2 separate regions of the Homo sapiens genome follow, and region 1 is linked to region 2. A link is an interaction called in ENCODE POLR2A ChIA-PET data of the cell type or tissue named here. Cell type or tissue: Panc1. All regions are shown on one strand. Each heading gives the region's core, and the rest is flanking DNA. Links, peaks and the distances in the headings are about the cores only. Region 1 overlaps USP48 (ubiquitin specific peptidase 48). Region 2 overlaps HSPG2 (heparan sulfate proteoglycan 2).

Region 1 (5,230 bases), core at 1-5,000, 70 kb before region 2:
ACTTATTTTGTCAATCCTTTCAACTCTGCTTTTCAAAGGTGTAATATCAAGTCTTGTTTGTTCACTCCCTCCTCTTGGACAAGTGGGTGGTAAAAATTTTTCACACGGGCCGGGCGCGGTGGCTCACGCCTGTAATCCCAGCACTTTGGGAGGCGGAGGCGGGTGGATCACGAGGTCAGGGGTTTGAGACCAGCCTGACCAACATGGTGAAACCCCATCTCTACTAAAAATACAAAAATTAGCTGGACGTGGTGGCAGGCGCCTGTAATCCTGGCTACTCAGGAGGCTGAGGCAGGAGAATTGCTTGAACCTGGGAGGCGGAGGTTGCAGTGAGCCGAGATCACGCCACTGCACTCCAGCCTGGGCGACAGAGCGAGACTTCATCTCAAAAAAAAAAAAAAAAAAAAAAATTCACACGACCTGGCTGGGGAAACAGATACTCCCATGTGTCAAACACAGACATCATTCTCAGAAAATAGTTCCACTGGATCTGTTTAGATTTTAGTCTCCAGTTCCTGATAGCAAAATAATTCAGACAATGAAGAAAAGGTAGGCTCTCCCTGTCCCCACCCAAAAATCATGCATACTCAACTGGTTCTAAAGCTGGCATCAAAAGGCAAACACAACCTATGGCCTAAATATTACCACAATAAGACTTTCAAAAGCTACTATGAGAAGCTGGGAGCAATCTGTATTATTAGGCCCCACAACACTGGCATTGTTCTTTTTAAATTTTCTTAAATTAATTGCTTGCTAGGTATCACTGAATACGTCTTCAGTCGGCTAGAACACCACCACAGCAGAATGCCAAGTGCAGGTGACCTGTGATAGACTACCACCCCAGGCCAAACCTATGGCTCCCGAGCCTCTATGGCCACACTTCAGGTGGGAACCAAAAAGCCAATGGCGGTGCTTTGCATTAAAAGGGCTTGGGCTTTCTAAACTTCTAAATTGTTGCTAAGCCTTTCATACATAGCCCAATATGGGGGGGCGGGGTTGTGTTTGTTCTCTTACTTGGAGAGGTAAAGAATCTACTTAACAAACACAAATAACAGCTGGGCGCAGTGGCTCACGCCTATAATCCCAACACTTTGAGAGGCCAAGGCGGGCAGATCACCTGAGGTCGGGAGTTCGAGACCAGCCTGGCTGACATAGAGAAACCTCGTCTCTACTAAAAATACAAAAAATTAGCCAGGCGTGGTGGCACATGCCTGTAATTCCAGCTACTCAGGAGGCTGAGGCAGGAGAATCACTTGAACCCAGGAGGCAGAGGGTGCGGTGAGCCGAGATCATGCCATTGCACTCCAACCCTGGTAACTAGAGAGAAACTCTGTTTCAAGAAAAGGAAGGGAGGAAGGAAGGGAGGGAGGGAGGGAGGACGGATGGACAGGCAGACACAAATCACAGTTCTAATTATAAGCTGTTACTTCTAAAGCCAGCCTTAGCAGCACAGCAGAATGCCAACCACAGAGGGCTGTAGCCTCTCCCATTCGTCATTCTCCAATGCCCCTAACTCCATTTTATCCCTCCTTAGGAGTAGGCCCCAGGTATCAAGGATCATTTATCATCATGTGTGTGCCAATTTCCTTACAGTAGAAAAACAGTTATGTGTACCTGTGTCTATCAACTATCAAAACAGATCAAGGAGGTTGAGTGTTTCACAAAATATGAGACAGTGTCTGGGAGCAGTGGTTCACACCTGTAGTCCCAGCAATTTGCAAGGCTGAGGCAGGCAGATCACTTGAGGCCAGGAATTTGACACCAGCCAGGCCAATATGGCGAAAACCCATCTTTACTAAAAATACAAAAAATTAGCCAGGTGTGGTGGCATATGCCTATAGTCCCAGCTGCTCAGGAAGCTGAGACAAGAGAATTGCTTGAACCCGGGAGGCAGAGGCTGCAGTGAGCTGAGATCACGCCACTGCACTCCAGCCTGGGCATCAGAGAGAGACCCTGTCTCCAAAAAAAAAAAAAAGCCTGGGCGCAGTGGGAGGCCGAGGCTGGTGGATTATGAGGTCAGGAGTTCAAGACCAACCTGGCCAAGATGGTGAAACCCTGACTCTACTAAAAATACAAAACTTAGCCAGGTATGGTGGCAGGTGCTTGTAATCCCAGCTACTCTGGAGGCTGAGGCAGAGAACTGCTTGAACCCGGGAGGCGGAGGTTGCAGTGAGCCGAGATCGTGATTGTGCCACCCCACACCAGCCTGGGTGACAGAGTGGCACTCCGTCTCAAAAAAAAAAAAAAAAAAAGACTTGATTACATAGGCATGACTGATTGAATCACTGGCCACTGGAGATTAGCAACCTTTAGTCCTCTCCCCTCCCAGAGGTCAGACTAAAAAGTTCTAAACCTCTCATCGTGGTTGGTTCTCCTGGCAACCAGCCCATGTGGAGGCTACCAAGAGCTCCCAGCCATCAGTCATTTCATTAGCATACAAAAAGACACTTAGTCACTTCAGAGATCCCAAAGGTTTTAGGAGCTGTGCCAGAAGTAGTACAAAGACTAAGCATATATTTCTTATAAATCAAAATATCATATAACCCTGCAGGAAAAATAACTAAAGAAAACATCTCAAAAATGTTAAATGACAACAATGTTTTTGTTTCAATAATTCTACTTCTGGGCACAGGTCCACCAAACTTGAGTAATAACAGCACAATGGCAATGCCATAGTACGATAAGGAATTCAGATAATTTAATGGGTACTTTGTTCCAAGACTGCACTGTATGAGAACACCAACGTGTTAGGCAGAGGATAGGTTCCAAAAGGTTTGGTTATGACGTACTAAGCAGACATCTGCTGTGATTTTAGGCCAGGGACACACTTTGGCAGCAGTAAACAGGACAGACCGGGCGGGGTGTGGTAGCTCATGCCTGTAATCCCAGCATTTTGGGAGGTCGAGGCAGGCGGATCACTTGAGGTCAGGAGTTTGAGACCAGCCTGGCTAATATGGTGAAACCCCGTTCTCTACTAAAAATTCAAAAATGTGCCAGGCATGGTGGCACGCGCCTGTAGTCCCACCTACTCCAGAGACTGAGGCAGAAGGCTCGCTTGAACCCGGGAGGCGGAGGTTGCAGTGAGCCGAGATCACGCCACTGCACTCAAGTCTGGGTGACAGAGCGAGACTCTGTCAAAAAAAAAAAGGGGGGGACAGCCCGAAGCTGAACAAGGCATGAGACGTTCCGAAGCTAAACAAGGTGTGAGACATAACTAACAATTTTTCTAGTGGAAGATGAGGTCTTAAAAAGCCAATTTAGGCCGGGTGTGGTGGCTCACACCCGTAATCCTAGCCCTTTGGAAGGCTGAGGTGAGTGGATCACCTGAGACAGGAGAATAGTTTGAAACTACGAAGCCGAGGTTGCAGTTAGCCGAGATCCCATGGTGCTCCGGCCTGGGCAACAAAGTGAGACTCCATCTCCAAAAAAAAAAAAAAAAAAAAAAAAAAAAAAAAAAAAGGCAATTCAGTGGGAATAGGAATGGAGGAAGTTCAAGCATATTGATGGGAAGAAATCAATAGAACTGGGGACTAATAAGATGCAACAGGCAAGAAAGGAAAGGAGAAATCTGGAATGATGCCCAAAATTGTAACAAAAAGATTTTCCAGGCTGGATGTGGTGGCTCACACCCGTAGTCCCAGCACTCTGAAAGGCCGAGGCGGGAGGATCACTTGAGGCTAGGAGTTCAAGACCAGCCTGGCCAACGTGGCAAAACCCTACTAAACTTCTACTAAGAATATAAAAATTAGCTGGGTTTGGTGGCGAATGCTTGTAATCCCAGCTACTCCAGAGGCTGTCATGAGAATCACTTGAACCCGGGAGGCGGAGGTTGCAGTGAGCTGAGATCATGGCACTGCACCCTAGCCTAGGTGACACAGCACAAAAAAAAACAATGTTCCACAAGTCAAAAATTGTGTTCAGGGAGTAGAAAAGTAGTAGGCTAGGTATCAAAGGGTATGAATGACTAAGTTCCTTCTATAATATATTGACTATAGGTAGGAGATACACTTTCAGTTCTGTTTTGGTAGATCTCCAATGATCTGTCATTTAAGAGTACACACGATGAGTGGAAAATTTATAATCAAAGATTTCACAGTTGCTATGCAGTTCAAAGATTCATCCTTTGAATGGGAAAGGGGGTAGGGATTTCACTCCAAATGGTCATTTACAGAGGTTCTGCTTCTTCCTCATCACCTCTTAGTTTCTTAGTTTTTATTTATTTATTTATGAGATGGAGTGTCGTTCTGTTGCCCAGGCTGGAGTGCACTGCAACCTCTACCTAACGGGCTCAAGACATTCTCCTGCCCGAGCCTCCTGAGACTCATGCCTGTAACCCAGCACTTTGGGAAGCTGAGTCGAGTGGATAACTTGAGGTCAGGAGTTCCAGATCAGCCTGGCCAACATGGCAAAACCCCGTCTCTACTACAAATACAAAAATTAGCCGGCGTGGTGGCGGGCATCTATAAACCCAGCTACTTGGGAGGCTGAGGCAGGAGAATCGCCTGCACCCAGGAGGCGGAGGTTGCAGTGAGCCAAGATCATGCCATTGTACTCCAGCCTGGGTGACAGAGCAAGACTCTGCCTCAAAAAAACAAAAAACAAGAACAACAACAAACAAAATCCATGGCCTCCTGGGCACTCAGGGTGTATAATACTCTACTCCCAGGCTCAGGTGATCTTCCCACCTCAGCCTTCCAAATAGCTGGGACCACAGGCATACGCCACCACACCCGGCTTTTTTGTATCATTTGTAGAGATGGGGTTTAGCCTCATTGCGCAAGCTGGGCTAGAATTCCTTGACTCAGGATTATAGGCATGAGCCACTGTGCCTGGGACCTTTTTTATTTTTATTTTTTGAGACGGTGTCTCGCTCTGTTGCCCAGGCTAGAGTGCAGTGGTGCAGTGGCTCAATCTCAGCTCACTGCAACCTCCACCTCCTGGTTTCAAGTGATTCTCCTGCCTCAGCCTCCCGAGTAGCTGGGACTCCAGGTGTGCGTCACCATGCCCGGCTAATTTTTGTATTTTTAGTAGAGATGGAGTTTCACTATGTTGGCCAGGCTGGTCTCGATCTCCTAACCTCGTGACCTGCCCACCTCGGCCTCCCAAAGTGCTGGGATTACAGGCATGAGCCACCGCGACCCGGCCAGGACTTTTTAGAGAGCTTTTTTTTTTTTTCTAGAGACAGGGTCTCACTACGTTGCCTGCTTACAAATAAATTGTTTTTAAAGAA
Region 2 (5,469 bases), core at 1-5,000:
CCCCCCACGAGGCCGAAGGAGATGAAGTCGGGCTGCCGGTTGGCCAGGTTGGTGGGGCTCCCTGGGACTCGCTTCTGCCCATTGTACAGCAGCATCCCTGGGTGGGCACCACTGTGTAAGGGGCCCCCTTCCAGCCACAGGCTCCCTGTCCTCCCCCACCCTAGAAACCACCCAAGCTCTTGAGCCTGTCCACTCTCGGAACCTGTCCCTCCCTCTGGCACTCCTCACACAGCCAGGGCCTTCTCACTATCTCAGGGCTGGTGCCCCAAACGCAAGGGCCTTACTGAGCGCCCCTAGAAAGAAACTGAATTTGCTTCACACACACTGGAGTCTCCCTCAAGGGGGAGAGGGAGGCAGAGACTCACCCGAGTAGAGAAGGAGGCCTGGACAGTGAAAGTCAGAGACCCGTAAGAGACGAGAGAAAGAGAGGAGGAAAGGGTGAGATGGAGGCAGAGGAGGGAGGAAGGAGCAGAGATGGGGAAAGGAAGCTGGGACAGGAGGACTGGGGGTGATGCCCCGGTGGCAGAGGAGCCACGAGGAGGCTGGAGATATCACAGAGGCAGGGATGGAGAAGCCGGGAGGCACAAGAGAAGGCACACCAGGGTGGAGGCCCAGAGGTCTGGGGGCTTCTGGAGAGGGAGGGCTGAGGGATTGGGGCAGGACTGAGGGGCAGCCAGGGCTCCTGCCATGATGGCAGTTACTCCACGAGGTCCCTCAACCCAGGCCAGCCCACCCCGCAAATTAACCCTCCTGCTCACCATCGGCTGAGTCGGGCCGGAAGGTGATCTTGATCTCGAACTTCCTGTAGGCATCCTTGATGGTGGGCAGCGGTAGGAAGGAGTAGGGGGTCTGCGTGAAGTAGGGCACCACCCGCTCTGCCAGCAGAGAGCACAGCTGAAGACCCTGCCAGTCAGGGAGTGGGCAGGGCACTGCCAATTCTTAGGGGTGGTGTCTTACCTGGCACCTGCAGGTGGGCAAAGGCTTTGACCTTGCCCTGGCGGTTAGTGGCGGTGCAGACGTAGGTACCTGCGTCCTGGGGTCGGACTGAGGGCAGCATCAGCATGTTGTTCTCCAGGCGGCTGTCAGGTGGCAGGCTGCCATCCAGCTGCAAATGCACTAGCACTGAGGGCCCTGGCCTTGGCCCACGGCTCCAGGGGCCCACCTCCCATCTGTGCCTCAGGCCCACCTTCCAACATTGAGCGTTTGCTCTTGGCCAAGCCTGTGCCACATCCTGGGGACACTGAGACGCTTCAGATCTGTTCCCAGCCCCCAAGTCATGCCCGCTGGTTCCCTCTCCAGCACTTACCTTGCTCCAGCTGATGTCAGGAGTGGGGTAGCCTGAGGCTATGCAGGGGAAGACAGCTGCAGAACCAGCAGGCACACGGACTTCTTGGGGCATTGAGATCTGGGGCAAGGCTGAGAGGCATGGAAGAGACATAGGCCATCAACATGACAGTCACAGATATGTGCCCAGCCTGCACCCTGATTCATTTCATCTTCACACCACCCCTTGAAGGAAGCCACTACATTCCATTTCACAGATGAGGAAATTATGGCTCAGAGGGGAAAAGCGGCTGTTTGCTCCTGGTCGGGCAGAGTCAGGGTTCAGGGCCAGATCCATTTCACTCCACAGCCTGAGACCTCTTCAACATGCCTGGGCAAAAAATTGTGCAGCCCTTTGGGGACCTGAGAAGTGCACACTAGGGGCAGTATAGGTAAGGAAGTTTGGAGGCAAGTCACAGGGCTTGGGGTAAAAAGGAATTGCCTTTAAAGAACACACAGTGTTTGTGTCTGCCCTGCATCTGTTGTCCTTGTTTTACTCTCTATTAGGTCTGTTTGTTGACTGGGTTATGTCTCTGCCCTCAGACTATGCTGCAGGTCTCTCCCAGCAGAGCAGGCACTCCCTGCAGATGAGGACAAGGTTTCTTTTTTCTTCTTGATGCTCTATGGCCTAGCTCTCTCCCTGTACATTCCAGGCTGCCCTGGGGGAATCTCACTTTTATCCCCTGCTGCTGCCACCTGTTATGAAACCTGCCCCTTAAACACACACAATGGAAAATGTCCCAAGTGAACAGAAAGGAAGAGCAGAGCGGGCAGGCAGAAGATGGCAGCAGGAGAAGCCCCTGCCCCACTCACTGTCCCCCAACAAAAGTCCCCACTGGCCTTCACCTTGCACAAGCAGCAGGACGTGGGATTGTGTGGTGCCAGCTGCGTTGGTGGCAGTGCAGCGATACTGTCCCGCATCAGCCAGCTCTACGTGGGCGATCCTGACGACACCTCCGCTCTGCACAATGCCTGGCCGCAGGTGCCCTCCAACTTTGCTCCATGTCACCTGAGGCTTGGGGTCACCCAGTGCCAGGCATTCGAACTCCACGGCGTGGCCAACCACCACGGTCTGCACAGAGGTCCGGATGTTGATGAGCACCGAGGGCAGGGCTGGGGAGGAGGGAGGCAGAGGTCCAGTGAGATCAGTCACTGCAGGCCTGGCCCGAGGGAGGCCATAGACTGCCCAAGGAAAGGTGAGCACTGAAGCTCCAGCATTCATTCACTCCTCATTCACTTTTTCATGCATTCACTCACAAACACACTCACTTGTCAGGTCTTATGCATTTACTCACTCACGTGTCCACTTCTTTTTTTTTTTTAGACAAAGGGTCTTGGTTGTATTCACAGGTGTGATCACGGCTCACCACAGCCTAGAATTCATGCGCTCAAGCAATGCTCCCAGCTTAGCCTCCTGAGTAGGTGGGACTACAGGTGCGTTCCACCATGCCCGGTTCACACTGATTCAATCTTCATCGGTTCATCTGAGCACTCACACACTCCATCCATATCCTTCTTCCCTCCCTTGAAATATGTATCAAGCCCCTTTTACTCTATGCTAGACACAAGCAAGGCAAAATGGAATAATTCTCTTTATTCTGACACATTTAGGGGGATTCCTAGGGAACAGGGTCTGGGCCTTGTGCCTCTCTGCCTTTCTCATCTCTGTTCCCTGCTCTTAGCAGAGGCCTGAAGCCACCCTCCTACCTTGGATAACCAGCTGGGCACTGGCCTGGGCCTTCCCCCAAGGTCCATGGGCCTGGCATATATACGTCCCTTGGCAGCTCTGGTCCAAGTTCTGGATTCTATAAAGAAAAAATAATAAGACATCAGGGAGTTGAAAACAACTGATAGAATGCTTTGCAATTGGGCTGGGCGTGGTGGCTCACGCCTGTAATCCCAGCACTTTGGGAGGCTGAGGCAGGCGCATCACTTGAGATCAGGAGCTTGAGACCAGCCTGGCCAACATGGTGAAACCCTGTTTCTACTAAACATACAAAAATTAGCCAGGCGTGGTGGCACACGCCTGTAATCCCAGATACTTGGGAGACTGAGGCACGAGAAACGCTTGAACCCGGGAGGCGGAGGTTGCAGTAAGCCGAGATTGCGCCACTGCACTCCAGCGTGGGTGACAGAGTAAGATTCCATCTCAAAAAAAAAAAAAAAAAAAAGAATGCTTTGCAATTGTGTGGGCATTAAAAACTGATGTAGAACAGCACGCAGTGTTGCATTCTAGTTTCCCAATAACCACTAGAGGTAGGCAGGCAGGTTGGGGGGCACCACACTCATTTTAGACAAAGACCTTATGGTCTAGGGCTCAAGATTACACAGTTATCAAGTAGCAGAGCTGAGATCTGGGGTCATTTGTGTATTTCTGGCCCCAGGGCCTGTTCTCTTTCCTCCGCTAATAATAAATATGAATGGGCCACTGTTTACTGAAGGCCTTCCAAGCACCAAGCACTGTGCAAGTGCTTCAGACAATCTCCTTTCAGTCTTTTTTCTTTTTGAGATGGAGTTTTGCTCTTGTCACCCAGGTTGGAGTGCAATGGTGCGATCTTGGCTCACTGCAACTTCCGCCTCCTGGGTTCAAGTGATTCTCCTGCCTCAGCCTCCAGCGTAGTTGGGATTACAGGTGCCCACCACCACACCCAGTTAATTTTTTGTATTTTTAGTAGAGGCAGGGTTTCACCATGTTGGCCAGGCTGGTCTCAAACTCCTGACCTCAGGTGATCTGCCCGCCTCAGCCTCCCAAAGTGCTGGGATTACAGGCATGAGCCACCGTGCCTGGACCTCATTCAGTCTTATATAACCCACTGTACAGCTGAGAACACTGAGGCTCAGAGAGGTAAAGTGATGTGTCCAAGGACAGTGCTTCATGTTGCGCCCCCTGGGGCAGGTGCTTTAACTCTGCTCACTGTGAGCCCTGGGCTATGCTGCCCAAGTCCAGTCCTGCCCCCGGCCCCACTCACCGGAGCACCCCATCCTGCACGCTGTGACCCGGAGGCAGCTGACCCCCTTCCTTGAACCAACGGAGCTGGGTACCCCGGTCGCTGGGCACAGCACAGTGGAACTCAACGCTGGCCCCAATGCTCTTGGTCTCTAGCTGAGGCGTGACCTGCACGGTGGGCGTGGACCCTGCTGGGATGGAGGTGGCAGGGAGAGAGCCGGGAGGGCCTGCGGGGACATGTATGAGGTTCTGCAGGTATATGTGTGTGTGATGTCCCTGATGCCCCTCCAGGGACCCAGGAAACCCCCAGCCCAACATTCAAGGAATGTTCTCCTGATAGCCTCTCTGACCAGGGAAAAAAGACCGTTCAGTGGCAGATTCATTCATCTGCACACACAGCTGCCATTCCACCAACATGGATAAGGGCCTGTGGAGCGCTGGGCTCTGTTTCCACAGCTCCTCGCTTCTGGGTGGGGAGGGCAGGCCACGAAAAGAGTGGGAGGGACTCAATACTTTTTTTGAGACGGAGTCTCGCTCTGTTCCCAGGCTGGAGTGCAGTGGCACGATCTCAGCTCACTGCAACGTCCACCTCCCGGGTTCAAGCGATTCTCCTGCCTCAGCCTCCCGAGTAGCTGAGACTACAGGTGCGCCACCGTGCCTGGCTAATTTTTTTTTTTTTTTTGTATTTTAGTAGAGACGGGGTTTCACCATGTTGCCCAGGCTGGTCTCAAACTCCTGAGCTCAGGCAATCTGCCTGCCTCGGCCTCCCAAGGTGCTAGGATTACAGGCGTGAGCCACCGCGCCCGGCCATACTCAGACATTTTAAGGAAGGACAGCAAAGCCTATTCTGCCTGCAGTTTAAATAAGAGAATCCAGGGACTTGGCCATGGCAAAGACACCTACACATGCAGGGGACAGATGGGAGGCGGGGGCTGATGCATACTGTCCCCATTTACTAAGTGCCTACTGCGAGCCACAGTTTTACATCTGTGTTTACCTCTGTGTACCTTTCCAACTCAGCCTACATGGTTGGCATTGTTCTCTCCACTTTACAGATAAAGAAACTGAGGCTCAGGACGAGTGCAGTGGCTCACGCCGGTAATCCCAGCACTTTGGGAGGCTGAGGTGGGTGGATCACATGAGGTCAGGAGTTCGAGACCAGCCTGGCCAACATGGCGAATCCCCTTCTCTACTAAAAA

Evidence for each region. Peaks named below come from ENCODE experiments on the same cell type or tissue, not always from the same donor. Only the 100,000 strongest peaks of a DNase experiment are listed, where the experiment ranks them.
Region 1: POLR2A ChIA-PET joins it to region 2 with 13 read pairs; 3 of 35 experiments call an interaction of 5 or more read pairs at or near these places.

Annotation. Positions count from the first base shown.
Region 1 is chr1:21,762,479-21,767,708 of GRCh38, forward strand. All of the region lies in intron 1 of USP48 (ubiquitin specific peptidase 48), which reads right to left. Among named protein-coding and RNA genes, the nearest start is that of USP48, 18 kb to the right of the region's middle. In Panc1, for the core only: no CTCF peak of the experiment used is centred there; a DNase peak (open chromatin) is centred at 2,335.
Region 2 is chr1:21,832,510-21,837,978 of GRCh38, forward strand. HSPG2 (heparan sulfate proteoglycan 2) reads right to left here. Exons shown (of 97, transcript NM_005529.7): 75 at 4,293-4,497; 76 at 3,031-3,128; 77 at 2,170-2,436; 78 at 1,307-1,416; 79 at 958-1,105; 80 at 759-875; 81 at 1-97. Among named protein-coding and RNA genes, the nearest start is that of LDLRAD2, 23 kb to the left of the region's middle. In Panc1, for the core only: no CTCF peak of the experiment used is centred there; no DNase peak of the experiment used is centred there.